7 separate regions of the Homo sapiens genome follow, and regions 1, 2, 3, 5, 6 and 7 are each linked to region 4. The links are chromatin loops, found by intact Hi-C in ENCODE. Cell type or tissue: chondrocyte. All regions are shown on one strand. Region 1 has its middle 3.2 kb from the start of SDC3. Region 2 overlaps LINC01756 (long intergenic non-protein coding RNA 1756). Region 3 has its middle 240 kb from the start of LINC01648. Region 4 holds the start of PTPRU (protein tyrosine phosphatase receptor type U). Region 5 has its middle 47 kb from the start of LINC01756. Region 6 has its middle 47 kb from the start of LINC01648. Region 7 overlaps LOC107984933 (a long non-coding RNA gene).

Evidence for each region. Hi-C counts contacts between places; a loop is a spot of excess contacts. Peaks named below come from ENCODE experiments on the same cell type or tissue, not always from the same donor. Only the 100,000 strongest peaks of a DNase experiment are listed, where the experiment ranks them.
Region 1: it touches region 4 in a loop (2.8-fold over the local background); 6 of 110 quality-filtered maps call a loop at or near these places.
Region 2: a loop joins it to region 4, with 2.3 times the contacts of the local background. A loop is called at or near these places in 24 of 110 quality-filtered maps.
Region 3: a loop joins it to region 4, with 3 times the contacts of the local background. A loop is called at or near these places in 16 of 110 quality-filtered maps.
Region 5: it touches region 4 in a loop (8-fold over the local background); 5 of 110 quality-filtered maps call a loop at or near these places.
Region 6: it touches region 4 in a loop (6-fold over the local background); 41 of 110 quality-filtered maps call a loop at or near these places.
Region 7: it touches region 4 in a loop (5-fold over the local background); 21 of 110 quality-filtered maps call a loop at or near these places.

What each region holds. Positions count from the first base shown.
Region 1 is chr1:30,909,952-30,913,951 of GRCh38, forward strand. No RefSeq gene overlaps it. Among named protein-coding and RNA genes, the nearest start is that of SDC3, 3.2 kb to the left of the region's middle. In chondrocyte, CTCF peaks have their summits at 1,604 (motif pointing left) and 1,849 (motif pointing left); DNase peaks (open chromatin) are centred at 1,610 and 2,450.
Region 2 is chr1:29,339,560-29,343,559 of GRCh38, forward strand. All of the region lies in intron 1 of LINC01756 (long intergenic non-protein coding RNA 1756), which reads right to left. Among named protein-coding and RNA genes, the nearest start is that of LINC01756, 8.6 kb to the right of the region's middle. In chondrocyte, CTCF peaks have their summits at 1,544 (motif pointing right), 1,743, 2,562 (motif pointing left) and 2,763; no DNase peak of the experiment used is centred here.
Region 3 is chr1:29,790,761-29,794,760 of GRCh38, forward strand. No RefSeq gene overlaps it. Among named protein-coding and RNA genes, the nearest start is that of LINC01648, 240 kb to the right of the region's middle. In chondrocyte, CTCF peaks have their summits at 2,451 (motif pointing right) and 2,679; no DNase peak of the experiment used is centred here.
Region 4 is chr1:29,234,881-29,238,880 of GRCh38, forward strand. It overlaps PTPRU (protein tyrosine phosphatase receptor type U), which reads left to right and starts at 1,642. Exons shown (of 30, transcript NM_133178.4): 1 at 1,642-1,837. The coding sequence starts at 1,765. RefSeq lists a silencer at 1,445-1,764. In chondrocyte, CTCF peaks have their summits at 1,538 (motif pointing right) and 3,968; DNase peaks (open chromatin) are centred at 1,511, 1,881, 2,641, 3,531 and 1 weaker place.
Region 5 is chr1:29,394,744-29,398,743 of GRCh38, forward strand. No RefSeq gene overlaps it. Among named protein-coding and RNA genes, the nearest start is that of LINC01756, 47 kb to the left of the region's middle. In chondrocyte, a CTCF peak has its summit at 2,121 (motif pointing left); no DNase peak of the experiment used is centred here.
Region 6 is chr1:30,082,125-30,086,124 of GRCh38, forward strand. No RefSeq gene overlaps it. Among named protein-coding and RNA genes, the nearest start is that of LINC01648, 47 kb to the left of the region's middle. In chondrocyte, a CTCF peak has its summit at 2,198; no DNase peak of the experiment used is centred here.
Region 7 is chr1:29,452,111-29,456,110 of GRCh38, forward strand. All of the region lies in intron 1 of LOC107984933 (a long non-coding RNA gene), which reads left to right. Among named protein-coding and RNA genes, the nearest start is that of LINC01756, 100 kb to the left of the region's middle. RefSeq lists enhancers at 797-1,297, 2,383-3,361. In chondrocyte, a CTCF peak has its summit at 1,550; DNase peaks (open chromatin) are centred at 1,921 and 2,951.

The DNA of each region.
Region 1 (4,000 bases), 1.7 Mb after region 4:
TTATTTGCTGATGACAGCTGGCTGGACGTCTCTACCCTCAGTTACTCTCCTCTCTGGCCCCTGTGTCCCAGCACCCAGCTTAGAGCCTGCCATTAGAAAATAGGAATGAAATCAGGCCGGTCGTGGTGGCTCACGCCTGTAATCCCACCACGTTGGGAGGCCGAGGCGGGTGGATCACGAGGTCAGGAGATCCTGGCCAACATGGTGAAACCCCGTCTCTACTAACAATACAAAAAAATTAGCCGGGCGTGGTGGCGGGCGCCTGTAGTCCCAGCTACCAGGAGGGTGAGGCAGGAGAATGGCATGAACCCGGGAGGCGGAGCTTGCAGTGAGCCGAGATCGCGCCACTGCACTCCAGCCTGGGCGACAGAGCGAGACTCCTTCTCAAAAACAAAAAAAAAAAAAAAAAGAAAAGAAAAGAAAATAGGGGAACGAAATTGAGTTGAAACTGGAACAATTCCCTCAAGGAAAGGGGAACCAAAACCAGGATGAATGGAGGGGCAGGCCTTGAGGAAGAGACTCTGGGGGACCAGCCATGGGTTTTTGGTGTTGGGGGTAACTGTACTTGTCCTGCAGGGCCCTTGGGAGGAGGACCAGGGGACAAAGGTCAACTCAACATAAAGTAGAGATAAATTAGAAGGGGCTCCCCAGGAGGGAGGGAGAGCCCAGTCCCTAAAGGGTATGAAAGGCAAGCTCACCACCCTTTGACAGGGATCCTGGACAGGGAAGACAGGGAGACTTTCGAACTAGGAATTCTGAGGTCCCAGCCTCTGAAAATTCAATTCTCAAATCTTTTGGCATGACATCAATGCTCGATCCAAATTTGACTGGCACCTTGGGGAGATGGGCAGGGAGGCTGATGGGGTGCAATAGGTGGGAAACTGGTTTCTGTTGAGGTAGCACAGCTTGGAATTGAAGAGCTCTGGCTCTGGGTCGGCCAAGTATCTGGGTTCAAATCCCAGTTCTGCCAGTTATGAGCTGTATTGTGTTGGATGTGTGACTTAACCTCTCTGAGCCTCAATTTCCCAACTGTAATATAGAGATAATGACCACGCAGAGTTCATTCATTCATTCATTTAGCAAGCATAAATTGGGTGCCTGCTGTGTGCCAGGCCAGGTACCAGGTTGTGAGGATTACATGAGCTCTTCCCTGCCATCGTAATGGAGTTCAATGAAGGTGGCTGGGAATGAAGCTTACAAAGGAAGGGACTCAGATGTAGGGATAACATCATCCTTCAGAGATGCTGAGCAGATCCCAGGAACATACCAACCCTGAGGCGCTCCCAAAGGGCCAGCAGGGTTAGGGTGGGGATTATGAGGAGCCAGATGTCAGCTGGCCACAGACAGCAGTGGCAATTCTAAGAGGCAGTAAGTATCCTGTCTTGAGAGGTATTCAAGGCTCGGAGAACTATCTAGCAGGGAGACCATTAGGATGGTTTCCATGAGTAAGATGGGCAGTGAGCATGGCCCATCTTCAGAGGTTCCTGCCAGCTCTGAGACTTCTGGAAGCAGCAACTCCACTTCCCTGACATCCTGGGGAAGAGGTGGGGGCGGGGCAGTGGAGAATCTTTGGTCTGGACAGGCCAGGAGCGCCACCTGCTGCTCTTCAAAGACACTGGTCACAGCCAGAACTAAGACAGGTCTGGGCCCCTGAAGGTCCTTCTCATCTTGCTCCCCCCGGGTCCCAGGTCTCCCTGGGGTTCACAGATGCACACATTTCCTGCCCTCAAGCACATGGGTCATCTGCACAGTCACCCTTGCCCAGGCCTCCTTGTGCATTGGAGCCACATCCCCACATACTCAGGGTCTCCCTTCATAGCACCATAACCTCACCCACAGGCACCAGCTGCTGCCGCCTCCTGGCACAATAGTCACAGCCCCCTCCGGCCTTTAGAATACACACTGCCTCCTCTGGGAAGTCTTCCTGATGTCCTCTGGGTGATCAGGCCTGGTCCTGTCCTGCCGGCATCCTGATCACACTCATCCTGCACTCCCCACCCTGCTTTCAGTCCCTACTGTCTGTCTTGCTCAAAAGTGGGAGCATTCAGTATCCCAAATGAACAGTAGCTATAGAAGGGCCCAAGTGGAGCTGATTATGGGCCAGGCACTGCTCTATCAAATGCACACTCACATTAGCCCCATTTCCAGATGAAAAACCAATACACAGAGAAGATAGGAGATATGCCGAGGCACCACGACTGGCAGTGAGAGCTGAGATCCTGACCCAGGCCAACAGTTAAACTGCAATGCCAGGCCCAGTGGTGTATTGGGAGGCGTTTGATGAATGAATTAGAGTCACCGAGGGGATTCACACAGTCACACACCAACATGCAGACATACTCATGCAGTCTGGCCCCTGGGGAACCCCACAAGGCACGCCTAGTGGCTACATCTCAACCTTTCCACCTCACCCCCACCCCAGTCAGAGCCTTCTCTGCCCTTGACAGGGCCTCCTAGCTCTAACCAAGCAGCAGAGGGGTGGGGACGCCTCAGCGGCATCTCTGAACTCCACTCAGGTGAGCCTAAGATGCCTTATTCAGAGTGGCACGCCCAGGCCTGACACAGAGTGGGTGCTCAGTAGCTGTCACCTGACTCTACCTGTCCCCCAGGGGATTGGCTAAGACAACCAGCTCTCTGGACCTCAACAGTCCCATGGCATCCTAAAAGCCAAGATTGATGGAGGCCTTACTACCTGCCAGGCACTGTTCTGAGCACTTGCCAAACACACCCTCATCTACTCCTCCCCACAGGCCTGTAATTTGGGCACGACAAGCAAACTTGCCTCCCAGGGCTGCTACTATGAGAACCAAATGAGCGGCCAGCCCTGGAGTCCGGCACACAGTGAGCCCTGTCCAGGTGCTTGCTCTCTACTTCGTCCCATTTCACAGCTGGGGAATCTGGGGCTCACAGGAGTTCAATAATTTATCCCAGGTCACCCAGCCAGGAAGTGGGCAGCCAGGATTTGAACCAGGCATGTGATGACAGAGCCCTGGCTTTTCACCCTGTGCTGAGCTGTCCCCCGTGGGCAGAGGGGACTTTATGATCCTTACCAGACCTCCCAAACACAAGTGCTGTCTCAGCTCAAGGCAATCACAGGGCTTGCAAAACAAGTCCCGGCCTCCCCTCGCCACCCCCATCTCCATCCTGCTCCCTCCCCACCCCAACCATCTCCCACCACAACTTCCGGTCTTGCCCAAGAGTCAGGATGGAGGCCACAGCCCAGGCTTGCTTCTGAGAAAGTCCAAGTGACAGCAGTCTTGGAGGTCAGTGACCCCCAAAACTGAGGAACCAAAACAGGGCTCTGACAAGAGGGCTCCAGATCAGGAGGATCCCAAAGTCCTCCTAGGGGAAGCTGGGGAGACTCAGAAGCCATCTGGTGCCCCAGTGAGTGGAAATCTCACTGGGGAAGGATCTGCAAGGCCTGTGGCCGGACCAGGGTGACTGGGAGAAGGCTTGGCCTTCCCACAACAGGGGTCCTCAATCGTGGGGAGCCTCCTGCCCGCCGAAGGGACCTGGCCCATATGAGGGTCTCACAGAGCCATGCCCCGCCCTTAGTACAGAGCCAGGCTCGGCCAGCCTTCCCTGACCTCCCTGTGTGCTGGGAAAGTCCTTGTAGGGTGAGAGGGTAGGTGACACCCCAGGACACATGGCTGCTAGACACAGGTTAGGATTTGAACTCAGGCCTCTTCCAGGTCTGTGAGCTGAGGGTTTGCAAACTGTAGATCCCAAAGCGTTCCTGAGGGCTGGTGGATCCCCAGGTTCCTCAGGGCTGGTGTGCGAGGAGGGGGAGTAATCAGATTTTGTTTGAGCTCTGTGGCCTGTAGGTCACAGAGCAAGGCCTGGGCTGGCCTTGTAGGAGGGAAGAGGCTGTGTAGACTCAGCAGGGCCTGTGGCTGAAGAAGCCCCAGATTGGCAGTCGGGGAGGGGAGCTGCTTGAGGGGAGAGGAGAGCTCTGGGACTCCAAGCTGGGTAGGGGTGGAAACAAGGTGGGTCCCACCTC
Region 2 (4,000 bases), 100 kb after region 4:
GAACTCTGCTGGCTTGGATATCTTTGTTCCTAAGGCAAGGATGGGGGGAATCCTAGAGGACACAACGTTGGTTCCAATGAATGGAAGGATGAGACTGCCTCTAGCCATTTGGGGTTCTTACGTCACCTATCAAACAGGCCGATAAAAGGGTTACTCTTTTGGATGGAATGATTGATCCTGGTTTCCACGGAAAAATTGGATTGCTTCTACACGATGGGGACAGGAGGGCTATGTCTGGAACTAAGGGGATTCTGCGGGTGTGCCTCTTAGTACTTCCAAGCCCAACTGTACAGGTTAATGGAGAACTTCATCAATCCAAAAAAGGCAGGATAATTGAGGGCTCCTATCATTCAAGAATGAAGTTTTGACTTTCTCTTCCTGGTAAAAAAAAAACCCCAACTAGCTGAGGTTCTGGTTGAGGGTAGGGAAGATTCGGAATGGGTAGTGGAAGAAGGAAATCATAGATATAAATTATGGCCTTGTGGTCAGTTACAGAAATGAGGACTAGAGTAGCTTTGCATATTTTCTCATTTATTGTTATGTGTATATATTTATGACTATGTTAATTGTTTCCTTCTCCTTCTTCCCGTTGGTATTATTCTTTTTCTTTTTTTTTTTTTTTGAGACAGAGTCTTGCTCTGTCACCCAGGCTGGAGTGCAGTGGCGCGATCTAGGCTCACTGCAACCTCCGCCTCCTGGGTTCAAGTGATTCTCCTGCCTCAGCCTCCCAAGTAGCTGGGACTACAGGAGTGTGCCACCACGCCGGGCTAATTTTTTGTATTTTTAGTAGAGACGGGGTTTCACTGTGTTAGCCAGGATGGTCTCGATCTCCTGACCTCGTGATCCACCCGCCTTGGCCTCCCAAAGTGCTGGGATTACAGGTGTGAGACACTGTGCCTGGCCTATTTTTCTTTCCAACTATTATTTCAGGTTCAGGGGTTACATGTGCAGGTTTGTTACATGGGTAAATTATGCGTCGCAGGGATTTGGTATACAGATTATTTTGTCACCCAGGTAATAAGCATGGTACCCAATAGGTAGTTTTTTGATCCTTACCCTCCTCCCAGCCTCCACCCTCAAGCAGGCCTGGGTGTCTGTTGTTCCCTTCTTTGTGTTCATGTGTTCTCCCCATTGTTATTTATATACCAGTTATTGGAGGTTAACTTTACCATATGGCCTTTAGGAAACAGAATATTCAGTGTGACTGTGCTGATTTTGAGGAGTTGTTCATATAGCCAGCAAGGGGTGAATGATGTTGGAACTACGTGTCTCCTTATTTTGAGGCAAGGGTGGGAACTTCCTTATGTGTACAAGGGATAACTGCATCTCCTTAGGTGGAAACACAGAGTTGCCTTGTTGTGAAGGGAAGTTTAAAAGTGTGTAGTAGATATATATGGAAGCTGATTCGTCAAAGGCAAGGACTGTGATGGTTCCACCAATTGTTTCTCAAGTCCACCCTTCTGTGTCCTGCTTTGTGTTACTGGAGCTGGACCCTATAAACATTTGTTTGCAGGCTGGTGCAATGTTAATCTCTGTCAATAGAGGGCAGTGGAGGGGTATTGAAAGGCTATAGAGATGGATGGCATTTCTTTGTTTTTTTTTTTTTTGTTTTGTTTTGTTTTTTGAGATGGAGTCTCTCTCTGTTGCCCAGGCTGGAGTGCAGTGGCGTGATCTTGGCTTACTGTAACCTCTGCCTCTCAGGTTCAAGCAATTCTCCTGTCTCAGCCTCCCCAGTAGCTGGGACCACAGGCACACACCACCATGCCCAGCTAAGTTTGGTATTTTTAGTAGAGATGGGGTTTCACCATATTGGTCAGGCTGGTCTTGAGCTCCTGACCTCAGGTGATCCACCCACCTCGGCCTCCCAAAGTGCTGGGATTACAGGTGTGAGCCACCGCGCCCAGCCTCATGAACAGTTCTTTACATTACATTTTCCATGTTTAGGTTACTGGTGTGGTCTCTGTCTTCTGAATGGTCTCTATTCACATACTCTCCACCCTGGCATCTGGCCTCCTTGCTGTCTCCATCTTAATCAGATTTGAGATGAAGATTTGGCCTCCCCCTTGCTCTCCTCTTGGCCTTTCTCTTCACCTCTGCCTCCTTCAGATCCGTCTTGGAAAGTCCCAGTTTCTGTGTGAACATGGTGAAGATGAGGATGTGGCATCTTCCCAGCATGCCTTGCAGAAAGGCCAAAGCCTAGAGCTGGGAATCAGGATGCCTGGGTTCTAGGCCCAGCTCAGCTTCTAACCTATGTCCTTTACAGGTGGGGAAAGTGAGGAGAAGTTGTGTCAGATGCCTACTTCCATCCAAGCTGCTCTAATGACCTGCAAAGGCTTTCTCCTCACCTCAATTTCCATGATGTTCTGTGATCCTCATGACAACCCTTCTTCTTACGGCTTGGCTGGATAGATCTTGTCATTATTATTCCACTTACATTATTATTCCAGTTGTATTATCGTTATTCTGATTAATACAGTGCTTCTTAACTGGGGGCAATTTTGCTTCCCAGGGACCATTTGGTTATCACAATGTGGTTTTGCTACTGACATCTAGTGGGTAGAGGCCAGCGATGCTGCTAAATATCCTACAATACATGGGACAGCCCCCGCCTTGGCCCCTCAACAAGAAATTATCTGGCCTGCAATGTCAGTAGTGCTGAGGATGAGAAGTCCTGAATTAATAGGTATAGAAAGAGGGGTCTTACAAGGGGAGGTGGCTTGCCCAGGGTCACACAGAAAGTGAGCAGCAGAGCTTGGATGAGAGCCTAGGCACTGAAACCCCTAGCCCTGGTCTTTTCAACCCTTCCCCATTCTTCTCCCAGGTCCAAGGGTAGGAAGGCAATGGAAAGCCAGTGAAACCTTCCCCGAGGAATTCTGTGCCTGCAGGTGGCTGACATTCTCCTCTCGCCTCCCTGCCTTACCAATCCCCAGCCACTTGCCAAGGCAGCCATCTGCTTTCTCAACTCCTGTTCTGAGCTGCTGAGAAGCTGCTGAGAAAACTGCACTTAGTGAGTACTGGCAACATCGCCAAGGGGTGATTGCCAACGTCAGCGGGCTCCAGCATCACCCATCGTTTCTGCCACCTCCCTGTCATCTGCTCCAACCGCCCTTCCCTTCAAGGACTATTCAGATCCTCCACCTTTCTTAAGTTCTCCCCTAGTCCCACCATCAGCTTTTTCACTCCCAGTAGTGACCTGACTTTCTCAAATACTCCCTTCTCTCCTGAACCTGTTCTCAGCCCGCTTGGGAAGAGGACTCTTAACTATCTCAGGACAGACTCTCTCCTCTGGTTGAGGGCCAGTCCGTTTCCACCTTCCGGACTGATTCCTTTCTGCCTTTGCGGGACATTGTCCCTATAGCGTTCTCTCTCTCTGTCCCCACTTCCCCCGGCATTTGTCAGCACCCCTGACTTCCCTGCATAAAGCCTGCTCAATCTCCCCCATACTTAATTTTAAAATAAATTCCTTTCTTGAAATCTTCTGGCCCCTCGAGCCACTTTCATTTCTTCCCCTCCCATCCACATACTGTTTGTACTGCCCAGATGAGCCACTCACCCTGCTTGCTCCAGCTGCAAACCTCCTACTCACCTTCAAACCCAGCTCAGATGTCAGCTTTCCTAAGATGCTGTAACAGATGTGGTTGGTGTCCCCCTCCCCTTGGCACTCTGAGTTCTGCAGTTACAGACAGTTCTGAGCATGCTGACAGCTTCCCACCTCAAATGCCTGCATCTCTTTCTCTCTCTGGCACCTGGAGAACTTGCTTGTCTGTGTGGCAGGTGTCAGCTAGGAGTACAGGGGACAGGAGGAGTTAATGCCTCGAGAGGTGGTGAACAGTGCCCACTACCCCTTGAGTCATGAGAGTGGGCTCTGGGGGCATCTTCCACGCAGGCCTCAGAGGCTCCCCAGCAGGACTGAGCCCCGAAGCTGCCGTCGCTGTAACCCACTGCCTAGTGCTTAGTTCATGCTTCACTGACTTTTCTCTTTTCCCCACTTAGTCGTTCC
Region 3 (4,000 bases), 560 kb after region 4:
AAAAAGACACCCTTTCCCCATCTGTTCCAGATATGGGTACAATTAATAAGGGAGGAGACAGGAGCTGCTCCTGGGCTTCCTGCAAACTGAGACCTCACCACCTCCTCTTCAGAGCTGCCCTGTGGGTGGGAGTCTTGGCCACCAGAGCTCAGCTGGCATCAGGTATCTTGTCATGTATCTGCCCTGGGGATTTGGATAAGGACAGGCTTGGTTCTCTATAGAGCTACTGTTTCTAGGGCACCTACTATGTGCTAGAGTCTTTACAGGGGTTTTCTAATCTTAAACTTGTCTAAGTTTTAAACTTCACAGTGATCCATTTTACAGACCTGTTTTACAGACAGAGAGTAGCTAAGGCAGACAGATGGGTGCAGGGCATTGGGCTAGGCATAGGGAGCAGGGAGGGGGCTGAACATTTTACAGATGCCAAATGGAGACTCAGAGATGTCCAGGACTTTCTTAAGGCACTCCAGATTAGGTTGGAATTGCAAGCCAGTCCTGTGACTCCAACTTACCTGCTATTTCCACTTTTTATTTGCTGGTATTTGGTGAACCTTTCTGGGCCTTAGTTTCCCCATCTGTGAAATGAGCCCCAGAGACTGGAAAAGATGAGTGTAAAGGTCTTAGGCTTTGAGGTGGCGTGTCTTGAATGGGATGGGTGCTGGAATGGCAGGTGTGGGGCTGGTATGGGGCAATCTGGCATCGGGGCGTCTGAGTCTCCAGAAATGAGGGCCTCCAGTCTCTCACACTAGCAATCTGCTCAGACCTGGTCAGAGAGAGCTGATTTCATCCCTGCCATTTGAGGAGCGCCAGAAGCTTTGGATCCCTTTAACCTCCTCCTCCCAAAAGCTTCTGAGGCGAGCAGTGACCTTGCTCACAGGGCAAATCCTATGAAAGAAGACTGTCTTTTCAGAGATTATACACCTTCTCCAACCCAGCCACCTCCAGGCTGGAATGCAGTGGCAAGATCTCGGCTCACTGCAACCTCCATCTCCTGGGTTTAAGCGATTCTCGTGCCTCAGCCTCCCGAGTAGCTGGGATTACAGACCCATGCCACAACACCTGGCTAATTTTTTGTATTTTAGTAGAGACGGGGTTTCACCATGTTGCCCAGGCTGGTCTTGAACTCCTGAGCTCAGGCAATCCGCCTGCCTTGGCCTTCCAAAGTGCTGGGATTACAGGCGTGATTACAGCCTCCTGGATCTCTTACTCTAAGGGATCTGTGTGAGTGTCCCTAAGTGGGCTCCTCTTTGGTCTCCTAGCTTTAACTGTCTAGAGGCTTTGCCTGGTCAGGGGGTGGCAGCCAAGACCTGACTATTATGAGGGGTGGTGATGGGGCACTAGTAATGGTGATCAAGAGAGTCCTAGCCAGTTCTTTTTTTTTTTTTTTTTCTTTTTTTGAGATGGAGTTTTGCTCTGTCGCCCAGGCTGGAGTGCAGTGGCGTGATCCTGGCTCACTACAACCTCCGCCTTCTGGGTTCAAGCGATTCTCCTGCCTCAGCCTCCTGAGTAGCTGGGATTACAGGCACGTGCCACCACGCCCAGCTAATTTTTGCATTTTTAGTAGGAGCAGTGTTTCACCATGTTGCTCAGGCCGGTCTTGAACTCTTGACCTTAAGTGATCCACCCGCCTCGGCCTCCCAAAGTGCTGGGATTACAGGCGTGAGCCACTGCGCCTGGCCGCCAGTTCTTAATTTATTGCGGTTGTCAAACTTTTTCTGTAAAGTACAAAGTGATAAATATTTTAGGGCAAGTGGGCCAAGAGACAAATCAAGGATATAATATAGGTATGGTATAATAGTTCCCCCTTATCCATGGGGGCTACATTCCAAGACCCCCAGTGAATGCGTCAAACAGTGGATAGTACAGAGCCCTATATACACTATGTTTTTTCCTATACATACCTACCTATGTTCAAGTTTAATTTTAAACTTAGATACAATAAGAGATTAACAACAATAAGATAGGACAATTATAATAATACACTGTAGTAAACGTTATGTGAATGTGGTCTCCCTCCCTGTCAAATTGTCTTCTTGTACTGCACTGTAGGCACCTGGAGCCTTGGAAAATGAAACTGCAGATAAGGGAGGACTACCGTATTCATGTAACCAGAGAGAAAACAAATTTCCACAATTGTAAGTGATACAATTAAAGATGTATCAATGAACACTGAAGTTTAAATGTCATATAACGTTAACATGTCTTGAAAGATTATTTTTCTCGTTTTTTAAATTATTTAAAGATGTAAAGAATCAGTCTTAGCTTATAGGCCATGAAAAACAAACATCAGGCCAGGTCTGAATGGTGGCCGTAGTTTGCAGAGCCCTGGTTTCTTCTTGCCTCTCAGCTTCCAACTTCCCCGTGAGTGCCTGCTCCTTGATGGACTGGACTCTAAGCCCTTCTTTGCAGCAAGCACGATATCAAGCTTTGTCAGTAGAGGGCGCCGGAGGGACACTGTGGAGGAAGGGGCCTTTTCATGGTCCACAGAGCTCTGTTGTGCAATTTCTTGTTCCTGTTGCATCTTCTCTTAGGGTATGAACGCGGGGGGACATCCTCTGGGGCTTTTCCTCAGCTGTGCACCCAGAATGCATGGTCCCTCGACCACCTCATAGCCCATCCTGAGCCCAGTGCCCATCTTGCTGTGGTCCAGCCCACACCTCCACCTGCACGTGCACACCACTCTCTCTCCTGTGCCCAGAGAGGTGTTTCCTGCCTGCCAGCCTGACCTGCATCTATGAACCAGCACCTCTGGGACCCAATACCTTCTCTGCCATTCAAGGGGCTGCAGCCACAGACATCCAGCGAAGTCAGGACCCCAGCCTCGGGGGCAGGTCCTTCCAAGGTTGTCTTCTTCAGCCCTAGGGTGCTGTTCCGATTCTTCCTGACATCATTTTAGGCACTCTTCTATCATAGTTTAATAATTATGTATAGAAAATGTCTCCTATTCAGATCACTGTGTGGTTTCTGTGTCTTTATTGAAATCTGATGGACTGATCCCCAGGAAGACCCCTCAGGCACCCTGGAGAGAATGGAAGCTCCCTAATCCAAAGAGTGAGTGTGAGTCCATCTCAGTCACCGTGTGTCTGCTGCATGGCTGAGGCCACGTGACTGCACCTCCCTGGGCTCAGTTTGCTCACCCAGGAAATGCGGAGAAAGCTTCCTTCTCCAATGGATGCTGAGACTGCGAAATGAGACCATGCATATGAAGCACAGAGCATGGGGCCAGGTACCTGCCGGTGTTCAAGATGGTAGAACTGCACCTTCGTAAGTGTGGTGGGCATCACATGGGACAGTGTGTGGAGTGACCGGCATGGGGCCTGGGGGGAAGTGGAGGCTCAAAACCCAACCTCCCTCCCTCTCTCCCTCCTGTCCTCCTTCTCTCCCAGGACACCCCTCCCTCAGGCCCCCAAGGCTCTAGTTTCTCTCCCCAAGTCCCCCTGTGTGGTGGTTAATACTGAGTGTCAACTTGATTGGATCGAAGATGCAAAGTATTGATCCTGGGTGTGTCTGTGAGGGTGTTGCCAAAGGAGATTAACATTTGAGTCAGTGGGCTGCAGAAGGCAGACCCACCCTTAATCTGGTGGGCACCATCTAATCAGCTGCCAGCGAATATACAGCAGGAAGAAAAACGTGAAAAGGTGAGACTGGCCTAGGTTCCCAGCCTACGTCTTTCTCCCGTGCTAGATGCTTCCTGCCCTCGAACATCAGACTCCAAGTTCTTCAGTTTTGAGACTTAGACAGGTTCTCCTTGCTCCTCAAGCTTGCAGACGGCCTATTGTGGGACCTTGTGATCATGTAAGTTAATTTTTATATATATATATATATGTATATATATAAAATATATATATGTATATATATAAAATATATATATACATATGTGTATATATATAAAATATATATATACATATGTGTATATATATATCTCCGATTAGTTCTGTCCCTCTAGAGAACCCTGACTAATACAGATTTTGGTACCAGGAGTGGTTCTAGAGGAACAGAA
Region 4 (4,000 bases):
ATCATTATACTCCCTCGTTTCCTTTAGCTTGCATATCTTAGATGGTAATGATATATTTATGTACATGTTTGCTGTTGGGCTCTCCTAATAGAATGTAAGATTCATGAAGGCTAGGACCATTTCCCTTTCATTCATTCCATCCAGTCAGTATTTATTGAGCATCAATTACGTGCCAGAGGCCGGGCGCGGTGGCTCACGCCTGTAATCCCTGCACATTGGGAGACTGAGGCAGGTGGATCACCTGAGGTCAGGAGTTCCAGACCAGCCTGGCCAACATGGTGAAACCCTGTCTCTACTAAAAATACGAAAATTAGCCGGGCGTGGTGGTGGGCACCTGTAATCCCAGTTACTTGGGAGGCTGAGCCAGGAGAATTGTTGGAGCCTGGGAGGCAGAGGTTGCAATGAGCCAAGACTGCGCCATTGCACTCCAGCCTGGGCAACAAGAGTGAAACTCCATCTTGAAATAAAATAAAATAAAATAAAATAATAAAAACATGCCATATACTGGGCACGGAAATACAAGATGAGTCTTTTCCCAAGGGAGCTCATTTCTAGAGGTGGAGACAGATAATGAACTCATCATATAGCCCGCACTCTATTTGAAATTGCAACAATTCCCCTTCCCTTCCCTGTCCCCCCACCACCCCCAAATTTCCTGGTGTATGAGACAGTGATAAAGGACGTACACCAGAGGGTTTGCTTTTTTGTTTTTGTTTTTTTGGTTGTTTACTGTTCTTGTCTTCCCACTGGAATGTAAGGTCCATGAGAGTAGGGAATTTTTGTCTGTTTTATATCTCTACCCTGGCCTATAGTAATTGTTGAATAAATGAATAGACCCCAATAAATATTTGTTGAATGAATAGGTGTCCAGATGGGAGGAAGGTCTCAGCCCCTATTCAATTCAAACCAAACAACTTTGATTCAAATCTCGGTGCTGTCAAATACTGTTGCATAACAGTATTTATGCAGTATAATTATTGCATACCTAATATATGATGATTAAATGAGTCCATGTGGGTTAAACACATAGAAGGTACCTGGTCTTACATAGTAATGAGCAACGAGTTTGCAGATCATAGTGCGAGGGCTCGTTCTGGGTAGAGGCCCAAATACATTTAACCTGTGTAGCCAGAAGGTAGAGTAGGACCAGTGAGGGCTAGTGAGGGAGGTAGACTTGCACGTCATGAAATGAAAAACTTTCTAAAAGCCGGCGTTTCCAAAGCCCCAACAACCGCTCTTGGCCAGGTGATGAGCGCCCTGTTCCTGGAGGTATGTAGAACACGCATTTGAAGGCGCCAAGGTACAAGGGATTCAGGCATCGGATGGGACAGAGGCCGGGTGTCCCTGGGTCACCGTCCCTGAGAGCGCTGTACGGGAGCTAGGCGTGGGCCATGAGCGTGCTCGCCTGGCAGTGTTGGTGCCCGGTCCGTGGAGACGTCCGTGGGCGTCCAGACCCAGCCGCGGGGCCTCATGGCGGGGAGGATGCGGGAGCGGGGGAGGGGCGCGCCAGGGCTAGCGGGCGGCCGGACCCGCTGCAGCACCCGCCGTGGCCAGCAGGGAGCGCCGCGAGACCGCCGAACCCGCGGCCGGGCCTGACGTCAGCGCCCCGCTTGCTCCGGCTCGCGCTCTGGACTCGGCGCCAGTCCCGCTCCGCGCCGCGCCGCTCCGCTCCGGCTCGGGCTCCGGCTCGCCTCGGGCTGGGCTCGGGCTCCGGGGGCGGCGTCCCCCGCGCCGGGCCCCGGGACGGGCGGCGACGCTCCAACCATGGCCCGTGCCCAGGCGCTCGTGCTGGCACTCACCTTCCAGCTCTGCGCGCCGGAGACCGAGACTCCGGCAGGTAAGCGCGCGGCGGCCGGACCGAGCCTGCCCCGCCGAGCCTCGGGGCCCGTGGCGTAGCTCGGAAGAAAGTGTGAGTGTTGAGTGACCGGGCGTTACGAGCGTGCTCCCTGTGTGTGTCTGAGCGTAGGATGGGCGATTGTGTGCCCGGGGTGTTGCGTGACTGCGAATGTTGTGTGTCCGTGAGTTCTGTGCGCAAGAAAAGGTGATGTGTGTCGGCGAGTATGTTGGGGGTGAATGTTGTGTGCATCGAGGCATTGGGTGTGCGCTGAGTGTCTTGTGGGTCTGCCAGTGTGTAGTGTTTGTGTGGCCAAGTGGGTTGTGTGTGCATCTGAGTTTGGTTGTGTTGCGGGAGTTGTATCTGCTAATGTGTTGCATTTGTTTGCATTTTGTATGCCTGGCCGGGAGTGCTGTTTGTTTTGTGTCTGCGAGTGGGTTGTGTGTTTGTGTTATGCCTGTGGCCAAGGGTGCTCTCTGGATCCCGCCTGAGTGTGGATCCGGGAACGCGTGTGTGGCGTGTGTGCTTTTGAGATCCGTGTACATGTGTGAAGGCGTGGGAACGGGTCCGGAACGTGTGTGTCCGTGCGCTGTGTACGTGTGGGGAGTGTCTAGGGTATGTGGTGTGTGCTGCCGGGGGCCGCGTGGGTCCGAGTGAATGCCAAGTGTGCCGGGAATGCGTGTGTGGGAGCGAGTCTGGAACGGATGTGAGTGTGTGCGAATGTGTCCGTGTGTGCTGGCTGCGCGTCCAGGAATGTTGCGAGTGTGGAGCGCGCCTGGGCCGCGGCTGCGAGTGTGCCCTGGTCCCGGGGCCGCCCGAGGGGGCGGTGGCAGGACGTGTGTGCGCGCGTGTGCGTGTGCGCGTGTGTGGCGCGCTGGGCCGGAACAAGTTGTCGCGGCGGCGCCCCCTGGGCTGCCCGGGTCGGGCAGGGCCCGAGGCTCAGGGGAGGACCGGGCCCCGCGGCCGCCGCCTCGGGCATGTCGGACTGTTTGTTGTTTCGCAAGTTCCGCGCGGCGCTGGCGGGCGGCTGATCCGAGGCGGCGCCGGGGCTGCGGGGCGCCCGGGCCAGCGGGCCCCAGCGAGGGGCCGGCGGGCGGGCAGGGGAGGGCCGGACCGGCGGGCGCTCCTGCGGTGGCCGGGCCGCGGCTGCGCCCCGGGCGGCCGGGCGGGGGCTGTCCCCGGGCTGGGCTGCGACGTCCGGGCGCGGGCAGGGCCTGGCTCGCCGCCGGGGGACGGCGCCCCCTCCCTTGGCGCGCAGGACGCGCGGGGGACGCCCGGGCCTCCCGGGACACTCCCTTGGTGGAGCCTGCAACTTTGTGCGGCCTCCCGGCCGGCCGGGACCGCCAGGTGTGTGCTTGAGTGTGAGCGTGAGTGTGAGCGTGTGGCTCCGCGCTTGTCTGCTGTGTGGTCGCGTTCTCCGGGTGTGTTTCGGAGTCTGGTGTCTTTGGTGTGCGTGCGCGTGTGTGTGTGCGCGCAGCTGAATGTATGTATACGGAGCCTGTGTTTGTGTGTCCGTGTGCTCGTCGGAGTGTGGACGGTGTGTCGGATGTGTGTGCGTGCGCGTGTTCCACATCCCACCCTGAGGCCTGGGATCCTAGACCGCGGCCCCTTCCCGCGGAGTTTCGGGGCCCTGCTCCGGGTGACCTCCCCCGCCCTCGCCACCGGCGGGGCTGCTCCGCGGGCTCCGGGTAGCCGGGAGACGCCCGGGGCGGGATCCGAGCCGAGACACGTGCTGGAGCGGAGCCGCTTCCTCACGGTCGCCAGCCGCAGACAACTGACCTCCCCGGCATCGCGTTCGCGGCCCTGCTGCTGGCTCCGGTGTCTCGGGCCGGAACTCCTGTGGCTCCAGCGTTCGCGCCGGCCACTGGCCAGCGCTTGGGCCTCGCCCTGCAGCTCCGGGGCCATAGGGCACAGCTTTAGCTTTGACCTCCCCGTTCCCGAAAGGACGCCCAAGGCGACCTCCCACCCCATCCTCCCCAACTTCTCCCCCATGTCCTGCGGCAACTTTGCCTCCCTCTCCCACCGTGAAATCAAACCCGCGGGGTTCTGTATGCGCCCCATCCCCGCTCCTACCACCATCGCTTTGATTTCAAGAACACTCACAAGCCCCAAGCCCTGCCAGCAGGAGGACTGTCAGGAACTGAAGTTTGGGAGTGAGGCCTAGAG
Region 5 (4,000 bases), 160 kb after region 4:
TGAGCATGGGGACCCGTGGGAACCCTGTATTGAGCACCCCTGTGCGGGGACTCACCGAGCGTGGGACAGGGCTGTGGTCACCCCAGGTACAGAGGAGCCACCGGGTCACAGGGGCCAAGCCACAGCCCAGGGCCCCAGCGAAAAGGCAGTGGGGCCAGGAGGGGATTGAGGCAGGCTGGTTTGGAGCCCACCACAGGCCTCAGCTCTGCTGGTGGATGAGGGTCAGGGAAGTTTGCAGGTGGACAGAGGCAGGAAGGCTAAATTGCCCTCTTAGGCTGGGCACCAAGCAGACCCTTGACACCCCTCATCTCTAGCCTCCCACCTTCCCTGTGAGATGGGCATCATGCTGTTTCCCAGCCAAGGAAACCAAGGTTCTGAGGTCACCCAAGGCCACATGGAAGTGGGAGAGGACAAGGACAGGCGGAAGGGTGGACAGGCCAGGCCAATCTCTTGTGTGTGTTTCTCTGTTGCTCTCTTTCTGTACCTACCCATTCTCTCTCTCCCTTTCTTTCTCTCTCTCTCTCTCTAACACACACACACACACACACACACACACACACACACCACACACACTCTTCCCCAGTGGCTTCTGGCCCCTCTCCTAGCACCTTCCCACTGCCTGGGTGCCCGGCCCTTCTCTGGGCAGAAACCCAGGGGCTGGCCGGGCTCCAGGTGTCTATTTTGCTCTGGCCCAGACACAGAAGCAGAGCAGGAGCCCCTGAGTGTGGGGAGCAGGGGCAGAGCCAGAACTCAGCGGGAGCGTCCTGGCCTGGACCTGAACCTGCGAGGAAGGTTTGGATTTTCAAAGCTAAGGCATGCTGCATGTTTTACTTTAAGTGTTTTCTTGTTCCTTCTCACTGGCTGGTGCCTCCCTCCCTCCCAGGTCACGAAAAGATGTTCCATCAAAAGCAAAGAGGTGATCGCACAGTTTTAAGTGTCAAAGTCAAAGCTCCATCAACGTGATCACATTGAATTCTCTGAGCCCGGTAAGGTCAGGTCATTGCTCCCATTTACAACCAAGAAAACCAAGGCCAAGGTGGGAAGTGAATTGCTGGAGGCCACAAGTTCATTCCATTACTAAGTCACCCAGACCTCTGCCCTGACCTCTAGCCCTTCCTCTTCCCCACTGTCCCATGACAGCTCTGAAATCAGCTCTGGTTTTTTTTTTTTTGGTCTTTAAGACAATAATAATCTGTGAAGTATGTTGGGAAGGTCCTAGGGGACCAGCCAGGCACAAATAAGGAAGCTGGTCCTTGCCAGTGGTCACTTCCTGAATGTGGTGGTGGCCAGTACTGGGGTGACTCTCTGAGGGGCAAGATGAGGTGTTGATATATGACTTCCTTGGGCTCAGCCAGAGCTGTCTCCAGCCTCCAGAAGGGTGACCAGACTCCAGAACTTTTTCTTACCCAGAAAGCCCCGGTGCTCCCTTCACTAAGAGCATTCAGGCTCCGTGACTTTCTTCTCAGGGTCATGGGGTCTTCAGGCTGCCCTGGGTCCAGCCCCACCCAATGCAGTTCTGCCTGCACACCCGGGGGTGAGCCCAACCCCCGCCTCTCCTTTCTGGGCAGTACTGGGGACTCCTGGAGGCCGGGCTGAGTGTGCTTCACTCTCTGTAGGGAAAGTATCCCTGGGAGGCTCTGGGGCCCTCAGGGAAGGGGCTGATGGGGGCCAGTCCTTGCCCTCCTATGGAGCCAGCATCCCTTTGAGCTTGCCTCTGGGGTCTTCTGGGACAAAGTCCAGGAAATTGGAGCTAATAAGGCCGGTCTTATGGGTCATGATCAGGATTCAAGAGTCAGAGTGTCTAGTCCTGTCCATGCTTGGCTATTATTAGTCCTCTGACCTTCTTTGTGCCTCAGTTTCTGCCTCTGTAAAATGGGGATAATCATTGCTTTCTGGTAGGCTTGTTGTGAGCAGTAAATGGATGAATTCGTGTGAATCCTGAAGGCAGTGCCCGGTGCCTCGATAGTCAGCGTTCAGTGAGTCGCAGTGTTGTTGTTATTGTTCTTATTTGGCACCACGTTTCCAGGCACAGTTTGCAGGATGACAGCTTGGGGAAGTAGCTAGAGCTTCTGATTTTCATGTTTAATGCATCTAAGTTTAGGGCTTGGAGCAGGAGAGGACATCGCCATCTGGAGGCAGAGACTCAGTTCTCTGCATCCAACTGAGATGCACTGAAATGCTTCCATTGGCAACTGGGGAGCAGGCATGAAGACAGGGCCAGATGGGACCCCCAGGGATAAGGAAATGAGGTGGAGGGACACAGACGGGCAGCAGCGGGGCAGCTGGCCAGAGAGGCTCCCTTCAGCCCCCACACCTTCCCTCCACTGAGTGAGTCAACCTGGGCAGGCCCCAGAAACTGGAACATTGAAAAGAACATTAGTGTCCAGCATGTCCCCCATTTTACAGATGAGGCCCCAAGAGTGGAAGATCCTTGCCCAAGGTTATACAGCAAATCATTGTCCAGGCTAGGCTGAGGCCCCAGGTTTCCTGACTCCCTGTCTAGTGCCCTTTCTCCTTAGAGAGTCAGGAGAGATGAAACTGAGAGGGGCAGGGCTGACCCCCAGGGCTCCTTAACCTAGGGGTCTCTGAGAGAGGCAGGGCTGACCTCTGGGGCTACTTAGAAGCCATCAACCCAGGGTTCTCTGGGTGGAGCTTGTGACCTGGACCTCATTATCAGGGTAGGTGAATGACTCCTGTCAGTCAGATGGGGATGCTGAGGCTGAGAGAGGGCCAGGCTGGCTCAGGTGGCTTGGCAGGTAAGCAACAGGCAGGGTCTTAGGTTAAGAGCTCTTATCTCTAAGCACAGCCAGCATCCCCGAGCTGATACCTTTCATTTAAAATCTCACCTAGAGCTTTGGAGACAAAGCCGATTTTATTACAGCTTTCATGTCTTGCACAAACCATGCCCACACGCCTGTCGTCTTGTAATTATTCTTGTACCTCTCTCTGTCTCTGGGGTCTCGAGGCTCCTCCAGGCTTGTGCAGCCTCTCCTCCCACTGCCAGGCTCCCAGGGCTAACCCTCAGTGTGGCATAAAGTGCTGCATTATTTATTTCCTAATAAAAAGACAGCTTGGGTGACCCGATGGGAGATTAAAATGGATTTACTATGAGATGATTGACCATAAAACTGCAGGTTAAATCAACATGAGACGAGGTGGGGGACAAGGAGATAGAAAGTAAAGGACAGGAGCTGCTGGTGACATTAGTCAAGGGGGTTCACATTCGCACAGGTGACCAGGATTACTGTTGCCTTCAAGCTTCCTTCCAGAGAAGGCTGTGGGGGTGGCCTGGAACGAATTCTCCCACTGTGTGGCTCCAGGTGCGTCCCTTATAGTCTCAGAACCTCAGCTTCCCTATTTACTGAATACAGAGACCGAAGTAGAGGCTTCTTGCTTGGTATGAGTGGAAAGAGCATGGTCTCTGACACCAGATAGGCTGGGGCCTGGGTTCCAGCGTGCTGGGTCCCGGGAGTGGCACTAGGCAGACAACTTCTCGAAAGTTCTCTTTTCTTTCCATGGAGATGGCAGTAATAATGGTGATGTTCGTGATAATGATGATGATTATTATTCTAGTAATAATAATAATAATAGTGATAGCATAGCTAACATTCATCAACGGCTTAACTACACTTTAATACACTTAGAAAAACATCACGTGTTCTTAGTCTTTCACATACATAGAATCATACAGCCCTCACAACCACCCTGTGGGTACTATTGTTATTTCCATCTTGCAGAGGAGGTGGATTTCCCCACAAGGTACGGTAGCACCCCAGAGAGCAGATTGCTGGCAAGCCTGTTTGGCACCACAGTGGGTTTCCTGCTTGCCAACCTCAGCTTGTGGAATCTCAGAAACTTCCTTACCATTCAGTGGCTACAGCCACACCCTCTCCAGTGAGGTCTGAATCATAGCACGGGAGTGGGAGTTCTTTCAAATTTGTTTATCCCTTGAGTACTCTGCCTCAACTCCACATATTGGCTATGTCTGCCTAGCATTCTC
Region 6 (4,000 bases), 850 kb after region 4:
TCTGTCTGACTTACACTTGTGTCCAGAGTTCTGCATAATGCCTGGCAGAACTCTATCCACTCAACATTGTTCATAAAATCTCTACCCACTCAGTATTGTTCATGGAATCTCTATCCACTCAGTATCATTGGCCACATCACAGCCTTGCTGTGAGACACTAGGCTTGTGTCTATTCCTCTCTGGAACAGAGTTTCCCCCGGCAGTGTAATGAAGGAGCTGGGTTCAATGGCCTCCAGCATCCTCCACTGCTACTCCCCTTCGCTTTGAAGGCAGCTCCTGGACGGTGGAGACAGCTACTGCCAACAGTCTGCTGATGTCAGCAGGACAGGCTTCAGGTGCCCCTGCCTCCCATTCCCTCCTTATAAATAGCTCTACCTGAAAGCACTGGGGTCACTCACCCCTGGGGACAGCCACAGGTAGCCAATTACTCTCAGTGCCTGGAGGGCTGATGGGGAGGGGGTTTCAGGTTTGAGTGGGAACCTTGGCCCTGGAAAGAATCCACTGGCTCGTCTGGGAGAGAAAAATGGAAGGTCATTTCGGTGTCTGCACCAGGCGGGGCCCGTAGCCACCAAACAATCATCTGTGGCCTGAGAGTGGAAGTAGTAGATGGCTCTGTGATTCCAATTATCCTCGGATCATTCAAATGACTATTGGAATGGAGAGCCAGACTGTCCTGTTTGGATAGTGATGTGTGCAGTGACCCCCACCCCACCCCACCACACCACCCACGAGCTATCTCCTCTCCAAGCTCCAGACTGGTCACTGCAGGGCGGCCCCAGGGACTCCCTAAGCTCCCAGCTCCCCATAGGTCTGCTGAGCACGTAGGCCTGAGTTGGTGGGCTCTGGTGGGTGCTCAGTCCATTTGATTGTAGAAGGTCTGGGTGGCAGAAGATCCTACTAGGGCTATGGGGAAAAATCAGGTTCTACTCCAGGGGACCTCAGGCAATCAACCTGAACTCGCCCAGTGCCAGCTTTGTGACTTTGTGATTTTGTCCCACTGAGATGGGAGAATGATAATGTGCACCTGGTAGGTCGGAAGTGAGGGCTATGTAAGGTAATGCCGTGAAATGGCTTGGTGCTTGGCACATGGAGGCCTTCTGTGAGCGGATTAGCTGGTGCTGTGGTGCAGCTATAGGAAGCAACTCAAACTGGCTTAAGCAGAACACAAGGGACATCTCCTGGAACCCCAGGATGACAAGGCAGCCAGCCTCAGAAGGAGACAGGCCCAGGACACAGCAGACCCGGCTTCTCCTTTCTCCATCTGCAGGACAGAAGATAGTGGCCTTCAGGTCCTGAGCATGAATGTCTCCTCCATCTGACAGAACAGCCCAGATAGAACCAGATTCTCTCAGTCCCAGATTTCTGGCAAAGGGACTCCACTTGGTCTGACTTGGATCTGTTTTCTGATTGTCTACTCTGGCTCACTTGCTCTTCTCTAGAAGCACATTAAAAAGGCACAAGCCTGGCCTCTGGGAGGCACCCCAGAAGGTGCTGAGGACTGTGAAGGGGTCAACATGAGCTGGACAGAGCCCCTCCAAAGTTCCAGGCCCTGTGCCAGCTCTGGGCCACCAAGGGAAACCTGGCCTGCGCCCTGTCCTTGAGAAGTTCACACCGGGAAGGGAAGACAGATGAGTGTGATCAGCAGGGCACGGGGAAGGCAGCAGCAAGAGAACCAGGATCCCCAGGCCCCTCCGTGTGCCAGGCTCCACATGCCTGCTTCCTCTATGCCTGCTGGGTAGATGCAATGATCCTCCCGAGAGGCAGAGCCAGCCACACAGCACAGACAGGGCTGGGCCGGGGCTGGACCCCAAGCCTCCAGGCCTGGCTTTGGGATGGTGGTCGGTGGGGCAGCCATTCCATGGCTTCACTCCAGCGAGACCCCATCGAGCCAGGTCTCACACAGCCATGCCAAAGATCTGACATATTCTTAGCTACAATCCTGAGTCTGGGAGAGAAGCAGGAAATGACTCACCCTCTTTCTCCAACATAAACACAACTCTGTGCTATTAATATTTACCCAGGGGCTTCTCCAAGGGCCCCAAACAGCAAAAGGATCCTGGTGAGGGAAGGGTATGAAAGATATGTCGGGTCTGCAGCTGCCTTCAAATGGAGCAGAGAGACTGAGTGCCAGAGTGAAAGGGAGCCTCACAGCTCTCTCCGTCCTCCCCATTTGACTGAGGTCCAGAGAGGACAGGGAGCCAAGAAAATCCAGCAGGGCGGTGGCAGAGGAGGGAGCAGAAGGTGGGAGCACGGGAAGTGGAACGAGCACAGGGCTGTGGGCCCCTGGCCCTCATCTGTCAAATGGGAAAGCAGGAACTGGTTTGAGGATGTTTCCCTGAGATGTCAAATGGCCCCTCTGAGTGTCTGGCAAAGAATAGGTACTGCACAAACTCATCATGGTGAGGGCAAAGTCATGGTGAGGATGCCAGTGGTCTTCCCTGCCCCGACTTCCCAGTGTGCTTTGCACCGCCTCCCAAAACCCTGTTTCTGCTTGGTGACCCTGCCCTGCTCCCCACCCCATCAGTGCATTGGACCAGGAGAAGATACCTGCCCAGGCTTGGCCAATCAGAGTACCTGTGCTACCAATTCTAAATTGAGACAGAGAGCCTGGTTGGGTCTTCTGGTTGTGTGAACTACTGATGCATGCATTTCTGATTCGTGAGAAATGGGAAAAGTAGAGACCTGACCTGAAGTCTTATGAGGTGGGTGGAAGAGAGTCAGTCTGCATTCTGGCTGGTGCTCCTGTCTCCGGTCCGGGTCCCTCCTGAGTTCTGGCTGCATCTGAGAGACCAGGGTCCTTATGCCAAACCCCCTCTTCTCTGCAGCTGAGCAGATTCTGTCACTTGTGACTCAAGCAGCCCTGATTCCCACGAGGAAGAAGAACTTCCTGATCGTCAGAGGGGTCCAGAGCCAGGTGGGCACTGACCTCAGAAGGAAGATCACTGAGGTCCATGGGAGGGCGGGAATCCCGCGGTGCTGGGGCCCAGGCCCTGCACCCTGGTGGCTGGGGTGTCCTAGGGCCTCTCTCCTAATTAACCTCCTCTCCGCTGTTTTCTCCCTCCTGCTCCATGTCCCTTCTTTCCTCATCTCCCACACCCAGCCCCTCCCGAGATCATCCATTCATCCCTTAGGCAGCATCTATAGCCCACTTGTGGCTGTTCATCCACTGGGCTGGCCACCCTGGGGACGCAGAGAGGGACAAGGCCGTGTCCCTGTCCTCAGGGAGCCTCCGGTCTGGCTGGCGGAACAGACACAGAATCAATCACAGCCCAGCCTGGCCAGTGCTGAGATGGGGGAAGATGTGGGAGGGGCTGGGGAGCTAGGGGCAGGCCAGGCCCTGGACATGGAGAAGGGGAGGACTTCTGAGAGGAGGTGGTGTCTATGCTGAGACCTGAAGGAGAAGTCGGGGAGCCAGGGGAAGAGGCTCAGGGGGAGAAGGTTACTGCAGCAGCCCAGCACAGGCAGGGCACTGGCAGAGAGGGGGAGCCTGGTGCCCTTGGAAACGGCAAGCAGTTCTGCTTGGCCAGGGCAGGGTGGGGAGGGTGGGGAGGTGTGGAAAGATGGGGCTGGGGTCCACCTGGGTCAGACCACAGAGGGCATAGGGAGGGCTATGGGAGGAAGTGACCTCTCTGTAAGCATGGAGGAGCGGGTGTTCCAAGAGGATCTGGGCTCCTCAGACCTCCTGAATAGCGAGGAGGGGAGGAGGCTTCTATCTTCCTCCCTCCCTCTGGCCTCCTCTCTCTCTCTCTCTCTCTCCTCTTTAACTCTTACTCCACCTAGATGAACCAGCTCAGATGCCACCCACTCTCCCCTCTCTCTGTCTTTCTCCCCCTCCTCTCCCCTCACTTCTCCTCTTTTGTCCTCTCCTTCGCTTATACTCCCCCTTCCCCCATTTCTCTCCCTCCCTCCTTCCCTCCCCATTCCCCTCCCTCTCTCTGCAGACCCCTCCCCACCTCCTCCCGGCCCCGCCCAGCCGCGCTTGTGAGGTCCTGCAGCGCCA
Region 7 (4,000 bases), 220 kb after region 4:
CTCCTGACTGCGTCTCACGTGTCACTGTCCCACTCCCTCCCATCATGCGCTGCCCCTTCACCTGTCCTGTGTCCCTGACCTCATCGCCACCCACATGCCCCACAGCTGGTCAGTCCTTTATGTGTCTGTCATCTCTCCCCATTACCATGTGGGCTCCCCGAGGGGAGGGATGGGGCCTCTTCTGTCCACTGTGGTGTCCCAGGGCCTCAGCCAGTGCCTGGGCCACGGTAGCTACTCAGCCAATGATGGGTGGGTGGAGGGATAGACAGGTGGGTGGGTGAATGAATTAATAAAAAGTCCCAGAATAGAGAGAACTGAGATGTGAGTTCATTTCTCCTTTCTAAAGGCTTCGCTGGGATGACAGATGTCCTGGGGAATCTTCTGTCATCCTCAGCCACTTTGAAGGATGGGGAGCAGGGAATCTGGGTCTGGGCCTGAGCCGCAGTCTGAGAGGCAGACTGGCGTTGAGGTGGAGCTCCTGCAAGGGTTGCAGGGAGGGTGGAAAACACTCACGGACTGTGGAAGCCGAAGCTGTGTCCAACCACCTGACAGAGCTCAGTCTAGCTCCACCACCAACAGCTGTGTGGCCTTGAGCCCTCTCCTCCCGGGGCCTCTTCTTCATGTGGGAGACAGCAGCCTGCTCCAGGGCTGCTTTCAAGAAGAAGAGAGGTGAGGGATGTGGCGGTGCTTTGAATCAGAGCACGGGGATGCAGGAGGGGAAGGGTGTCCTTTTGACTCTCCCCAGAGTGCACAGGCCTCCTGAGAGGGTCCCTGAGACGGTCCCCACCCCTGCTTACCCTTACAGGGCTCAGTCAACCAGGTAGGTCCTGCAGAGGTCTTGGGCTGCAACTTGGGCTGTTAACTCCTTCTGAGCCAGGCAGCCAGTCACTTAGCAGGGGCAGATATGTGTGCATGGGGATGGGGAGGCAGTGCCAGCAGGAGCTGGGAATCGGGGCTTGCCCTGCTGCTGGGGCTGGGGCCAGGGTCAGTGCTTTTTGGAAGACTCACTCTTTCTAAGGACTTCTTTATCTATTTGCCTCATCTTCTGCCCTACTTACGCCACCAGCACTTACTGAGCACCTCCTCTGTTCCAGGCACTGTGCTGGGTGCTGTGTTCCCACGGGCAGTGAAACAGACATGACCACCACACTCCTGGAGGTCGGAGTCCAGCAGGGGATAGACATTAATAAAATAATCACTCCAGTAGACATTCACCCATCTGGGCAAGTGCTATGAGACAGAATTAGAGGGGCTGGGATGGGAGTGGATTACCAAAGGAGGGAGGGAGTGATCAGGAAAGATTTCCCTGGGAAAGTTTTCCCTGGGAAAGTGACATCTGACCTGGGCTCTGACAGACAAAGGCGTTAGTGAGACAGAAAGGAGGGAGGAGGGCACTCTGGGGAGACGGAACTGTAGGTGCAAAGGCCCTGGGTGGGACAGAGTGTGCCTGAGGGACCAAACACACTTGTTAGACGCTCCTGCTAGTGATTGTTGTTGTTACTGTTAATCTGGGCCCAGGGGAAGATTGGCTCTGCCCCTGGAGAGGGGAGGGGCTCTTAAAACACCACTTGCTTCCAAGTTTACTCCCCCTTCCGGCGGTTAGCATTAAATACAAGTGTATTGTTGTCATACTTGCTCTCCTCCCCGGCTTCCTCCTCCTCCTATTCATCTCCTCCTCCTCCTCCTCCCCCCCTCCTTCTCCTCCTCCTCCTCCTCCTTCTTCTCTTCTCAGTTACACCTGTAGTCAGGGACAGTTGAGGTCAACTTTAGCTGTGGTTGGACTGATCAATGAATGGCCTTGGCAGGGAGGGGCAATGCCTTGGTTGTGGTACAGGGGTGGGAAGTTTCCCCCAGGTCCCTCCAAGACCCCTGTGGGCCCAGACCCTGTGATCATCAGATGCCCCCACCCTCACACCTGCAGGAGCCCCATCCCATATGTGGCCTGGACAATGCCAAACCCTGGGTAGTCTCATCTTATGTTCTGGATGTGGATGAGCCCCCTGTCCTGATGGGGCACATGACCTTGAACAAGACTCTTCCTCGGAACAAGGCTCTTCCTCCGAACGCCCACAGGAGGGAGGCTGCAAAGGGTGAGGGGGTCTGGGATTAGGTGACCCCAATGATGGCTGAGTGGCGTCTTCTGGGAGGCCTGGAGCCTCTGTCCTGCTGATGGGTGCCTGGGTGAGGATGGAAGTGTTAATGCTGGGATGTTCTGCCCAGGCTCCTGGAGCCTGTGTGTGCCCCTCCTTGCCGTGATTAATTCAGTTTGGTAACGTGGTATTTTTGCTGGAAATCTAATCGTCATTTCTGATGGTAGAGGAATTGAAAAATAAATTGAAAGTGTCAGACGATGCATCAGGGTGGGCGATGGAGTGGAAGCGGGGGCTGCCCACCCAGTCTCCCCACTGGGCAATTTGCAGGCCCAAGAAATTAGCCAAGTTTCTGTTTCTACAATTATAGGATCAAGAACACAGGTGATAGGGTGAAGCAGGGGGAAGCAGGTGTGAGGTGAAGAGAGCAGAGAGATCCCAGCCTGGAGGCAGCATCAGAGCCACAGATGAGGAGATGGTCTCAGAGTGGACAGGGACCCGTCCATGATACCACAGGAGGCTGTGGGCACCGCGAGGCTGGGATCCGGGCTCCCTCCTTCCACCACCAGTCCAGGGAGCACACTGACAGGGTCTGGGCCTCCGTGGAGATGGATGCTCTTGGCAGTTCAGCCCCAGGGTCCACCATCTGGGAGCCCCACCTCCCCAAGCTGCCCCTCTGCCTCAGGGAGGGGGCTGGCCACCTGGGAGTTGGGGCCACCTTGCGTGCCTGTTTCTGAATAATGTAAGTGCAGGTCTCTGAGTCTACAGGGACTGGAGTCTACAGGGACTGGGGTCTCCCTGGCAGTGTCTGGCCTCCCGCAAGGGCTCCTGCCCCTGGTGAGGTCTAGGTCTCCCCAGCAGACTGGACTCTCTACTGGCAAGGCTGCCTCCCCCCGCTAGTCAGAGCGGCCTCCTTGGGCAGGTGTCTGACTTCACCCCCTAGAGGCTCCTGAGAGCAGGCGCGTGTCTTCTCCAGACTGAGGGCTCCTGAAGTCAGGACTGTCCCCCCGACCTGAGGCCTCCTTGAAGGTGGTGGACTAGCTTCCCACTGGACCTCAGCTCTTCAGACCTCCTCGAGGGCCTGGGCAGCTGGTGTCTGTTGAGGTTCTGGTGGTCAGGCTGGCTCTGTCCAGACCTGGCACATGGAAGGGAGAGGGGAAGGTGTAAGCAGAGAGCTGGAAAGAAGGGGAGGTGCATGCTAACTTCACACCCCTTGGATATGGGGGACAGTCCTTGTCAGGAGGACTAGGGGACCAGGGATCCTGGGGACAGGCCCTACTGTGTCCTGCAGCCACTGACCGTCCTGAAAACCCCTCCTTCCCAATGACTGTGGAACTGGGAGAGCCCAGCACTGGAGGGAGGAGGTCTGGGGTCCTGCCCACCTCATTCATTCATTCATTCATTCAACAAGTGTCTCTCAGCTCCCTACTTTGTGCTTGGCACCATGCAAGGCACTGGAGATGCAGCAGGGCACAAAATGGACGAGGTCCTGCCCCTACGGAGCTTGCATGCTTGTAGGGCGGAGACTGATAATAAACACACCAATGAATGAATGAACAAGATCATTTCAGAATGTGTTGAGTGCCATGAAGGAAATAAAGCAGGATGTTGTGGAAAAGAGTGGCTGGAGCAGAGGTCCTTTTGGGAAGGCTTCTAGGAGGAGGTGACTTTAGGCTTAGGTCTGTGCATGAGCAGGTGCCGCCTTGCCTGGAGCTGAGGGAAGGGTATCCTGAGATCAGGGCCAGAATACGAAGACATAGCAGTGGCACCATCTAGCAGTGTTGTGAAGGTCAGGGTGGCCAAGCGGCAGTGCATGAGGGCTGTGGGAGGAGATGGGGCTGTAAGGGCCAGCTGGAGATGGTCGATGGCTCAGGCACAATGCCATGGCCATCACGAGGACTCTGAAGTTT